Regions from separate parts of the Mus musculus genome. Here region 2 is linked to region 1. A link is a loop called in an ENCODE intact Hi-C map of the cell type or tissue named here. Cell type or tissue: heart. All regions are shown on one strand. Each heading gives the region's core, and the rest is flanking DNA. Links, peaks and the distances in the headings are about the cores only. Region 1 overlaps Frs2 (fibroblast growth factor receptor substrate 2). Region 2 has its middle 14 kb from the start of Gm31963.

Region 1 (5,375 bases), core at 302-5,301:
GGGCTTGAGTGTATGTATGTGTATCCATATGTGTGTGCATGCACGAGCCCTCAGAGGTCAGAGGGCAGTGGATCCTGGACCTGGAGTTACTTGGGCTTGTGGGCCATCATCTGAGTGCTGGGAACCAGACCTCTGCAAAAGTGCTAAGTCCTCTCACGTGCTAAGCTGCCTCCAGCCCCGGCTCTCCTTCACTTAATAGCTTCAGTGGTCCATGGAGTCTGCTTTCTAAGCTCCTCCCTCAAACCCATATTTCCATACTTAGCTCTTTGTTTGTAGCCTCAGGTTAGGATTGTCGCAGCTGAGTCCGTCTGCACCAGAAGAGTCCCCAGCACCTACACAGCAGATAGAATAGACCCTTGCTTCCGGCTCCTGGGGACAGTCAGCCACTCAGCACTGTTGGCTGTGGCTCTAAAGCCATGACTTTCTTCCTCGTGCTACTGCTGTTGTGTTGCTAGGCTTTTATCCTAGTTCAGTTTTCTCACTCAAGTGTATCCTGCGGGCAACTAAATTTTAAACACACACCTGAGTATCTCCCCTTTGTGGTTAAAATGAATGAGTTTTAAGGAGGGTGGGGAAAGAATGCTATATAATTTTAAGATTTTCAAAATGTTTCCATCAATTACATCTTTTTTGTAAACTTAAAAAAGTTTACAGGCTGGAGAGATGGCTCAGCAGTAAAGAGCACTGACTGCTCTTCTGAAGGTCCTGAGTTCAAATGCCAGCAACCACATGGTGGCTCACAACCATCTGTAATGAGATCTAACTCCCTCTTCTGGTGTGTCTGAAGACAGCTACAGTGTACTTATGTATAATAATAAATAAAAAAAAGTTTACAAAATTTAATAATTTAGCCCTTCTTGGTAAAAAAAGAACAACACATATGGAGCATATCTGTGTTGGATAGTATGCTAGTGCCCTAGGAAATGAAGAGGACATGGGCTATTCTCAGCGAGGTCCCAGTGGAGTGAGTCAGTACAGAACAGAACTGTTGCAACAAAACATGGTAAAAGGCCTCGACAGTTCACTGTGGGGATACTGGCAGTTATCACTCCGCAGGCTCACAGATGGCCTAAAGTCTGCACAGATGAGTGTGGTCTGCTTCTACTGGAAGGGGCTTCTAATGGAGGGAGAACGGGACATAAATAGATCGCCAACCCCAGTTCCTGCTACTTAGTGGATACTTTGCTATCAGGACAGCCTGGGGGAACTTAGATGGGGATGGGTGAGAAGTCTAAAACAATTCTAAATCAGCCCAATAGGGCTGGAGTTGGGAAGTTTAATCTTGAGAAAAGGAAGCCACAGAAAGCTGTGTGGAAGAACATGATGCAGTAGGCTAATGTGGGAGAAGGCAGTCTGTTACTCTGAGGAAGAGGAGGGCTTGGTTGTTAAACCTGAAAGTGGGAAGAAGTGTCTAATGGTTTCAGTCAGAGCTGTGCTTATAAGGTTACGGCCTGTGTGGCTTCATTCCCTGTGTAGCACACAGCAGGGTCACTCCACCTCGCTACTCTGTTAGAAGGACTGCTTTGACATTCTCCTGTGTTTATTTGGAATGGCCTTGAACATGAATCTCACCTCTGTAACCTTTCCTATCTGACCTTCTGAGGCAAAGAATTAAATACACAAAATATCAGGTTGCCCAGTGCTGTGTGTTTTATGCTACTGGTGGAATTTTTTTTTTTTTTTGGTTTTGGTTTTGGTTTTGGTTTTGGTTTTGGTTTTGGAGACAGGGTTTCTCTGTATAGCCCTGGCTGTCCTGGAACTCACTTTGTACACCAGGCTGGCCTCGAACTCAGAAATCCACCTGCCTCTGCCTCCCAAGTGCTGGGATTAAAGGCGTGCGCCACCACGCCCGGCTTTACTGGTGGAATTTTAAGTTGACCTTTTTCCCTACTAATGTACTGTTTAAGATTTGATATTGTATGAACTCTTTGATGTCACCAATGAACTCTTGTCTAATAGAATATGTAAAAAAGGTACTACAATGAGAATCAGAATAACCGATGGCTAAAAGTATAGCATCCTTTTTTTTAAGTTGTTTTTTAAAACTTTTTTTTTTTTAACTTTTTTTTTTTTTTTTGGAGACAGGGTTTCACTGTGCAGCCCCGGCTGGCCTGGGACTTGCTATGTAAATCAGGCTGGCCTCACAGAGCTGCCTGTTTCGGCTCTGAATTAAAGGCATGTGCTACGTGCTCAACTTTTTTTTTTTTTTTTAAGGGAGAGTGTGAACTTTCTGATACATAAAAGATTGGTTTCTTGATTAACTGTTGAGTGATTGTAAACTAATTATTTAGATAGTGGCATAAGGTTGTAGAGTGAGCAGACTGTTATAAATTAAACTAGAAATGTGAGTTTCTGTGGCGTGTATAGTTTATTCTTATTAAAAGCATAAATTGACCAACTAGTTGAATGAATTAATCCTAAACATGAACATTATTGGGCATTCTTTCCTGCATCGAAGCACCATGCTTACACGGGATGCTTTGTGGGCTTTTCCTGTTTTGGATCTTTTGTATCCTGTGTATAATAATTTTCTTCAAATTATTTTCTTTGTAGTGCTCACATGGTCTTCTGAAGAAGCCATGGGTAGCTGTTGTAGCTGTCCAGATAAAGACACTGTCCCAGATAACCATCGGAACAAGTTTAAGGTCAGTAAAACCAGCAGAACTATAAATGTTTCTCCTGCCTACTTGGACATACTACTCAGACATTGATCTATGTTGCCTTTTTTTTTTTTTTTTTTAAGATTTATTTATTGTTATAAATAAGTACACTGTAGTTGTCTTCAGATGCACCAGAAGAGGGCATCAGATCTCATTATGGGTGGTTGTGAGCCACCATGTGGTTGCTGGGATTTGAACTCAGGTCCTTTGGAAGAGCAGTCAGTGCTCTTACCCGCTGAGCCATCTCGCCAGTCCCGTATGTTGCCTTTTTAAAAATCCCCCTCCTCTCCCACAGTGTGCCTTTTCGTATTTGAGTAAACAATGGTGCTTTCTTACTAACAGTATGGGTTGTTGCTCTGTTCTTCACTGCTGCAGCAAACACCTAAAGCTAAGCACTTACAAAGCACAGAGGTGCGCTCAGTTCACAGCTCTGAAGAAAAGACTTCAGTCAGCGCAGCACTGGCCCTGCCCAAGAGCCCCTTTGCTAGACTACCTCTGTGTGGGAAAGAGACTGTGGACTGCCTCAAGTCTCACAGGAACTGTATTGATCCCTTTTGAAGGCACACCCCCAATAGCATAAGGGCCTCCCACCATGCCTCAGCTCTTAAAGGTCCTACCACCCCAATACTGCCTCAGTGATGACCAGGCCGCCTGCACATGAGCTGTTAGGTCAGACCATGATAGGAATCACTTTTTAATTTTCATTTGGTCCTTTTTATCCAGATAATCACATAGGTTTGGTAATAATTTTTTTAAATGTCATTTTACAATTTTCTCGTTTGAGACTATAAGCTTAGCACTTGTGTGCTTTCTGTTACTGTAACAAAATCTTACATGGAAGAATAATTCTCTTTCGGGTCAGTCTTAGAGGTTTCAGTCCATGGTCTGTAGCCCACTGCTGTAGGATGTGATGTGATAGCACCTCAGAGCAGACATGTACTATAGACCAGAATCATGTATGTCACGGTCAGCATGTAGAAATCCTCATCGGAGCCACGTCTACAGTGACTGGAAGACCTCTAAGGTCTGACGCTTTGTCAGTACTGCTGCCGGTGAGAGTCGGGGGCCCTCACCGTCTCAGACATCCTTGGGCATGCTTAGATCATGGGGCTTTTCTTAGTACAAGAGTCTCGCTGTATCTAAGGCTGCGTGCAATCTCGGTCCTCCTCTTTCCTAGCTGGAACTGCATGCATGTACCACCACGTCTGGCTTGACTTCTTAACTGCACTGCTATCCATGCTGAGGTTAGCATACAGTTAGTCCTCCTTCACCCTTCGTAGCTGCTCCCAGATTGGTTAGTGTCCCGTACACTCTTATCCCCCTGCGCTGGGGGTCCTTGCCTCTGCATGACTCCTATCTGTGTAACTTCAAGCCCTGTTACTTCACAGCTTTGCTCTCTTGGGCAGTTTGTGTGATTAGTAAGTGGAAGCCTGTGGTCTGAGGCGTTAGGAAGATGACATGAAGAATGCACATGGAGATCATGGAGATCACCTGCCCGTGCCCCAGGAAGAGCAGTTTCTCTGTGTGTTACCCTTTAGTCTTAGTCTCTGGCCATTTTCTATGTTGCAACACTGCGAGTGGAACCTGGGACCTCAGGCATGCTAATCCCCTGCTCCACCATTGAGCCGTATACCCAGTCCTTTAGATGGACTTTGTGCCTGACTGAATTTGGTCTCTTTGAAAGGTGCTTTCTTTATTCTGTTTCAGCATCGTGCCTTCGTGCTGTGCCGTGCATCTTGTGAGCCACCCGATTTCCTCTGTAAAGTTAGTCCTACTCCGGCCTAAAGGAGGGGCCGTGGTTTTTTTCATCCACCTTAGGCTACCGTCGCCACCTTGTGCGGGCTGTGTTGCATTCATTTGTCAACAATCAAACCGTCTGACTTGGTGTTTGTGTCTTATTAAGTGGGAATGTAAATTCTCTATCTTACTGGGACATAGTCCATTCCTCTACACACACTGGTGGTGAGTGAAGCAGCAAGTGGAGGGAAGCTGACAGAATTCTCAGCAGTGCTTCTTGTCTAAAAGGTCGTGAATGTTAAGCTGCTCTCATCTCCTTCTAGGTCATTAATGTGGATGATGATGGGAATGAGCTAGGCTCTGGTGTGATGGAACTCACAGACACAGAGCTGATTCTGTACACCCGGAAACGGGACTCGGTAAAATGGCACTACCTCTGCCTACGACGATACGGCTATGACTCAAATCTGTTTTCTTTTGAAAGTGGTCGAAGGTGTCAGACTGGACAAGGTAGGGAGAGCCTTTCTTTTCTCCAGATGATAGTGTTTGGAAGCATTGCACTTCCAGTTACTCTGAATACAACATGGCATGGAGACACAGGCTTGGCCACCGAGCCCTCGGTGGAGGTAGACATAAGTTATGGATTCATTTACCAAGCATGCACGAGACACTGTGCCCTTGATAGAAATAAAGTGTTAACTGTCTATGTCAGCAGTGGAGCTGTGCAGTAGCTAACAGCTTTAACATCCTGTTCCACAGGCAGCAGGCAGAGGGCGCTGGCCTGGCCTGGGCTTCCCAGTGACACATGGCCTCACAACACAAGGCCACACCTCCTAGTGCTGCTCATAGGAACTAGATTGAGATATATGAGTCTGTGGGAGCCATTCAGACCGCCACGGTGCCTGTTTCACAATGTCTTCCTTTCTGAGTGTTCTCACAACTTAGGAAAAGTCTCATTACATAGATCCATTATACATA
Region 2 (5,375 bases), core at 282-5,281, 130 kb before region 1:
GAGCCCCTGGTGAAGTAGTGCAAGGTGGGTGAGCACAAGACGACCTGCAGTGCTCTCTCGGGAGCTGAATTGTGTTCCCCTAGTTCAAGTCCATATCCTGGTAGTTCAAAATGTGACTGTACCTTGAGACAGTGTCTTTAAACGAGGTCATTGAATTAATAAAAGGGTAGACCCTAATCCAGTATGGCTCATGACTTTGTAAACAGGGTATTCAAACAGACATGGAAGGACACAGGGAGAGCAGCTCAGAGAAAGACCTCAGGAGAAACTTAACACTGCCCACTTCCTGATCTCTGTCTAGCCTCCAGAAGTGTAAGAAAAGAAGTACCCGCTGTCTAGACACCCAGTACGTGTCACTTGGTTACAGCGGCCCAGGGCAAGGACTCAGGAGTGAGGGAGCGCGTTTGCTCTTGACACAACTATTCCTGCTGGGGGTTCTAGCCAGGACAGACAGACAGAAAGTGAGTTAAAGTCAACCAGGCTAGAAAGGGAAGACGAAAGATGACCCTATGTGCAGAAGGCATGGTTGTGCTGGCCTGTTTTGTGTGTCAACTTGACACAAGCTAGGGTCATCAGAGAGGAAGGAGCCTCAGTTAAGGAAATGCCTCCATGAGATCCAGCTGTAAGGCATCTTAGTGATCAGTAGGAGAGGGCCCAGCTCATGGAGGGTGATTTCATCCCTGGGCTGGTTGGTGTCCTAGGTTCTATAAGAAAGCAGGCTGAGAAAGCCATGGGGGAGCAAGCCAGTAAGCAGCACCCCTCCATCTGTTCCTGCCTCCAGGTTCCTGTCCTGACTTCCTCCAATGATGGACTATGATCTCAAAAATGTAAGCTGAATTAACCCTTTCCTCCCCAACATGCTTCTTGGTCGATTTTGTCACAGCAATGGAAACCCTGACTAAGACAGTGCCTACCAAGAAAATCCCAAAGGAGCCAGGCAGTCATGGTACACGCCTTTTAACACCAGTACTCAGGGGGCAGCGGCACGCAGATCGCTTTGAAGCCAGCCTGGTCTACAGAGCAAGTTCCAGGATGGCCAGGGCTACCCAGTAAGACCCTGCTTTAGAAAAGCAAAACCAAGAATATTACAATTCAAGAATAGATGTCTCCATTGGAAATTGGGCATGATGATTCAGACAGCCCTACAGGACAGGAAAGAGGGGTTAGTCTAGCGTCTGGTGGGGACTGAAGAGACAGCTCAGTAGTTAAGAGTGCTTGTTGCTGTTGCAAAGGACCTGGGTTTAGTTCCCAGCACCCACATGATGGTTCGCAACTGTAACCCAGTTCCAGGGGACCCAGCACCCTCCATGGGCACCACACATGCACACACGAATGCAAAGCACTCAGAACTTTGTTTTAACGACTGAGAAGACTCCGTGCAGCAATGGTGTGAGTCCAGGGTCTGAGCGGTGGCTTTTAGAGAGTTTCTTCAACTCTGACAATACTGGATGAGAGGAGTGAGCCCAAGACTGTAACCAAAGGAGGCGTCATGGTTCCAGAAAAAGCTGAAAGAAAACTTTTGCAAACAACAGTAGTGACCGTGAGATCAGGCCTTAAGCAAAGAGGCTGGAGAGAGCCAACCTTAGTGAGAAAATCGGACTCAAAGTTCTTCTCACCAAAGCTGTAGACAACAGGATTGTTTTCTGACTTAGAGATGGTGACATTCTTGGAAAGTGTATGGAGTAGATCTCTGTTGAAATGCGGTCACGTGAGGCCGCCTGTCCAGACATTCCAAAGTATTTCATCATGGAAATAATATCAGTGCCTCCCTTTTATAATAAAAAGATGACACCTGACCTAATAACGTCCATTGTCTCAGAAGTTTGTGCCTGCTGTACTGTTACAAACATTTCTGAGAAGAACAAGGATAAACAAAACAAAAAAAAAAAACCCTCTGGTGAAGCAGCTCATCTTTGTGGCTACCCCTCCTTAAGACCAGCAAGCCTAAAATTAGCACTAATGGTTTTCTAAATTCCAACCCTGCCTCACTTGTGCTTAGACACCACTGTTGCCACAAGATGGTGAAGAGGCCCGTGCTAAGGCAGTCTTCCCATCTGGCTTTCTCCTGCTTTGGATCCTGGGATCCAGACTTCAGGATACGACCCAAATGGCTGTTTTGTTGAGGTTTAGCGTCTGTCACAAAGCTACTTTAAAGGTGATTGTTTTTCTATGGAGGGTTGTGTCCCTGCTGTAGGTATGTGCAGCACTTGTGTATAAATGCCTTTGGAGGACAGATGAGAGCGGGTCCCCTGGGCCTGGAGTTACAGATGGTTGTGAGCTACCATGTGGGAGCTAAAAATAGAACCTAGGTCCTCTGAGAACGTATCCAGTGCTCCAGCCCAAAGCTAAGCTAAATTTTAAATAGTATTTACTTAATGTAAGTGAGTACACTGTAGCTGTCTTCAGACACACCAGAAGAGGGCATCGGATCCCATTCCAAATGGTTGTGAGCCACCATGTGGTTACTGGGAATTGAACCTCTGGAAGAGCAATCTTAACCACAGAGCCATCTCTCCAGCCCCTAAATTTTCTATCTCTAAAAAGTAACCTAACATACCAAGACGTCTGACCAGCACCCCCTTTTTGTTTTGTTTTTCAAAACAGGCTTTCATTGTGTAGCCCTGACTGTCCAAGAACTCACTCTGTAGACCAGTCTGGCTTCAAAGCCAGAGATCTATCTGCCTCAGCTGGAATTAAAGGTGTGTGCCGCCACCACCCGGCTGCGCCCCACCTTCTGAGTGGAGGATGCAGGAACTTTTCTGAAGAGACCCAGAGAGTAAATATCTCAGTTTCTGTCAGTCCGTGACATCTGCTATTGTGTGGAAGTAGTCTCACCTAGAAAATGAGCATGACTGTCCAATAAAATGGCTTTGTTGACACTGAAATTGAATATTACATGGTTTTTCAAATCAAAATATTTCCTTTCTCTTGTTTTTATTCAAACATTGAAAAACTATATAATAAATGAAGCCATATAGTAAATAATATATATAAAACACATATTGTATGTATAACACATATATATAACATATATTGTATGTATAATTCACCATTCACTATCCACAGGCGGGATTAGGCAACCCAGCAGGCTTAGCCCTTAAAATTCATTTTTCTAGATTAAACCTGCACCAAGACGTGTTGACCACAAGAGGGCGATCTGTGATTTCCTATGGAATTTAGAGTTTGTCCCTGAGCCCTTTGAAGAGTCCGGAGCAGACCAGATTAGTCCAAGCTACCCTAAAAAGAAAAAAAATGATTGCTAGAGCCTGCGAAGTGGCTTAGTGGATGAGCCAAACTGATTCGCTCACTGAGTTCAATCCCTAGAGACCACATTGTAAGAGAGAACCAATTCCCACCTGTGGTCGTATGACGTACACAGACGGGGGGGTGTGGGGTGGAGCAAGCGAGCTTGCCAAGACATGGCAGAAGACCTCGTCCTCTTCCTTCCCACCTCATCCATGGGAGTACTCTGTTATTTGACCCCTTAGCATCATTTGGAGGTTTGGTTTGTCTGTTTGCTTTGGAGATGGGGTCTTGGCGTGGAGTCCAGTTTGTCCTTGAATTCAAGGTAACCATCCTTACCAAAGCCAATTGCAGGTGTGAGCCGCATACCTAGTTGGTCAGCTGGCTCTCTCCCTCCGTCCCTCCGTCCCTCCGTCCCTCCGTCCGTCCCTCCCTCTCTTCCTTCCTCCGTTCCTTTTTCCAGGTGACAACACCTTTCAGCAGCTATTCCTCTATTTAGTCTATCAGTATCAGTTTATTAGTTATTTAGAGGGGCTGTTTGTTTGAGACTGGGTCTCATGGAATCCAGACTGGCCTAGACTTGATGTGTAGCAGACGCTGTTCTTGAACTCCTTACCCTTTTGTCTGAGCCTCCCAAGAGCTGGGATTACAGGCTTGTACACCTATGGGGCATACTTTACAAAAACTCTCCGAGTGTCTACCCTGAACCAGCATTTTTTTTTTTTTTTTTTTTTTTTTTTTTTTTTTTTTTTTTTTTTTTTGTAGCCCTGGCTGTCCTGGAACTCACTCTGTAGACCAGGTTGGCCTCGAACTCAGAAATCCGCCTGCCTCTGCCTCCCAAGTGCTGGGATTAAAGGCGTGCGCCACCACTGCCTGGCCTGAACCATCTTTTAAGGAATTCTTGCCTATCCATGGTCTTAAGTAATATTTTATGCTAATCATTAAAAGCCTACCTGCCTATCCTAAGCTCTGGACTGTATTAAATTACTTCTAGATAATATATTTGGATATTTTGAGGTCACTTCAAGTAGAACAAGTAGAACATTCTTGAGATGTAAGTCGCCGCCTGTTTTAGTCATCCTCCATCATGGACCACGGGCCAGGCACACAGCACCACTTGCCTTTTTTTTTTTTTTTTGGTTTTTCAAGACAGGGTTTCTCTGTGTAGCCCTGGCTGTCCTGGAACTCACTCTGTAGACCAGGCTGGCCTCCCGAGTGACCAGTTGTCTTATTGTCTGTGGTAGACGGGATCTCTCCAGCAAAGGCTTCTCTGGGAGGAGTCACAAACCTCCCCACAGGAGGAGTCCCGCGGTCATGCCCACGTCACGTGACCGTTCTCCGGTTTGGATTCAGGGCGTTTGTGACCCCGGATCCCGATCATCCTCATCTTCAGTCATTACCGCTGCCTGTGTGGGGGCCGGCATGGCTGTGTGGGGGCTGGCATTGGCTCAAGGATTCAAAGTGTGGGCTCGAGAACAGGACTTCAAAGTCTGAGCCATGCCTCCTTTGCTGGCTTTATGACCCGAGGCAGGCTATTTAGCTTCTCTGGGCCTTACTTTGTTCATGCTTAACGGTGGGCATAATTATCATGGCCTCGTAACAGGTCAAATGAGATGACGCATGCCAAGGACTGGGCATTGAACGCAGAGCGCAAGACATCAGCAGCGCGCTTTTATTAGAGTATAATTTATATATTGTTTCGGGGATGATTTGTGTTCCCTCCAAAGTTTGTGTGTTGAAACCCTAGCCCCCAGTACCTCAGAATGTAATTATATATGAAGATTAAATCTTTAAATATGTAATTAAACTAAGTCATCACAGTGGGAGCTAATTCAATACGAGTGCTCTTAGTTAGTTTCTTAGTTAGTTAGTTAGTTAGTGAGTTAGTTTCTTTGTTTTTGAGACAGGGTCTCACTGTGTAGCCCTGGCTGGCCTGGAGCTAGGTGTGTAGACCAGCCTCAAACTCACAGAGACCAGCTTATCTCTGCCTTCCAAGATTGGGGTTAAAAGTGTGCGGCCACACAGAGCTGGCTAGTATCCTTTAAAAAGTTGGGCCTCACAGTCTACTTGTAATTCTAGCACTTGGAAGGCTGATGCAGGAGGATTCCTGAGAGTTCAGGATCAGCCCGGGC

Evidence for each region. A loop is a pair of places that touch in the nucleus more often than their neighbours do. Peaks named below come from ENCODE experiments on the same cell type or tissue, not always from the same donor. Only the 100,000 strongest peaks of a DNase experiment are listed, where the experiment ranks them.
Region 2: it touches region 1 in a loop (2.9-fold over the local background); 13 of 42 quality-filtered maps call a loop at or near these places.

Annotation. Positions count from the first base shown.
Region 1 is chr10:117,078,292-117,083,666 of GRCm38, reverse strand. Frs2 (fibroblast growth factor receptor substrate 2) reads left to right here. Exons shown (of 10, transcript NM_177798.3): 6 at 2,554-2,645; 7 at 4,721-4,907. The coding sequence starts at 2,580. Among named protein-coding and RNA genes, the nearest start is that of Cct2, 17 kb to the right of the region's middle. In heart, for the core only: CTCF peaks have their summits at 2,790 (motif pointing right) and 5,164; no DNase peak of the experiment used is centred there; H3K27ac peaks cover 548 bases.
Region 2 is chr10:117,207,572-117,212,946 of GRCm38, reverse strand. No RefSeq gene overlaps it. Among named protein-coding and RNA genes, the nearest start is that of Gm31963, 14 kb to the left of the region's middle. In heart, for the core only: a CTCF peak has its summit at 3,145 (motif pointing right); no DNase peak of the experiment used is centred there; H3K4me3 peaks cover 524 bases; H3K27ac peaks cover 877 bases.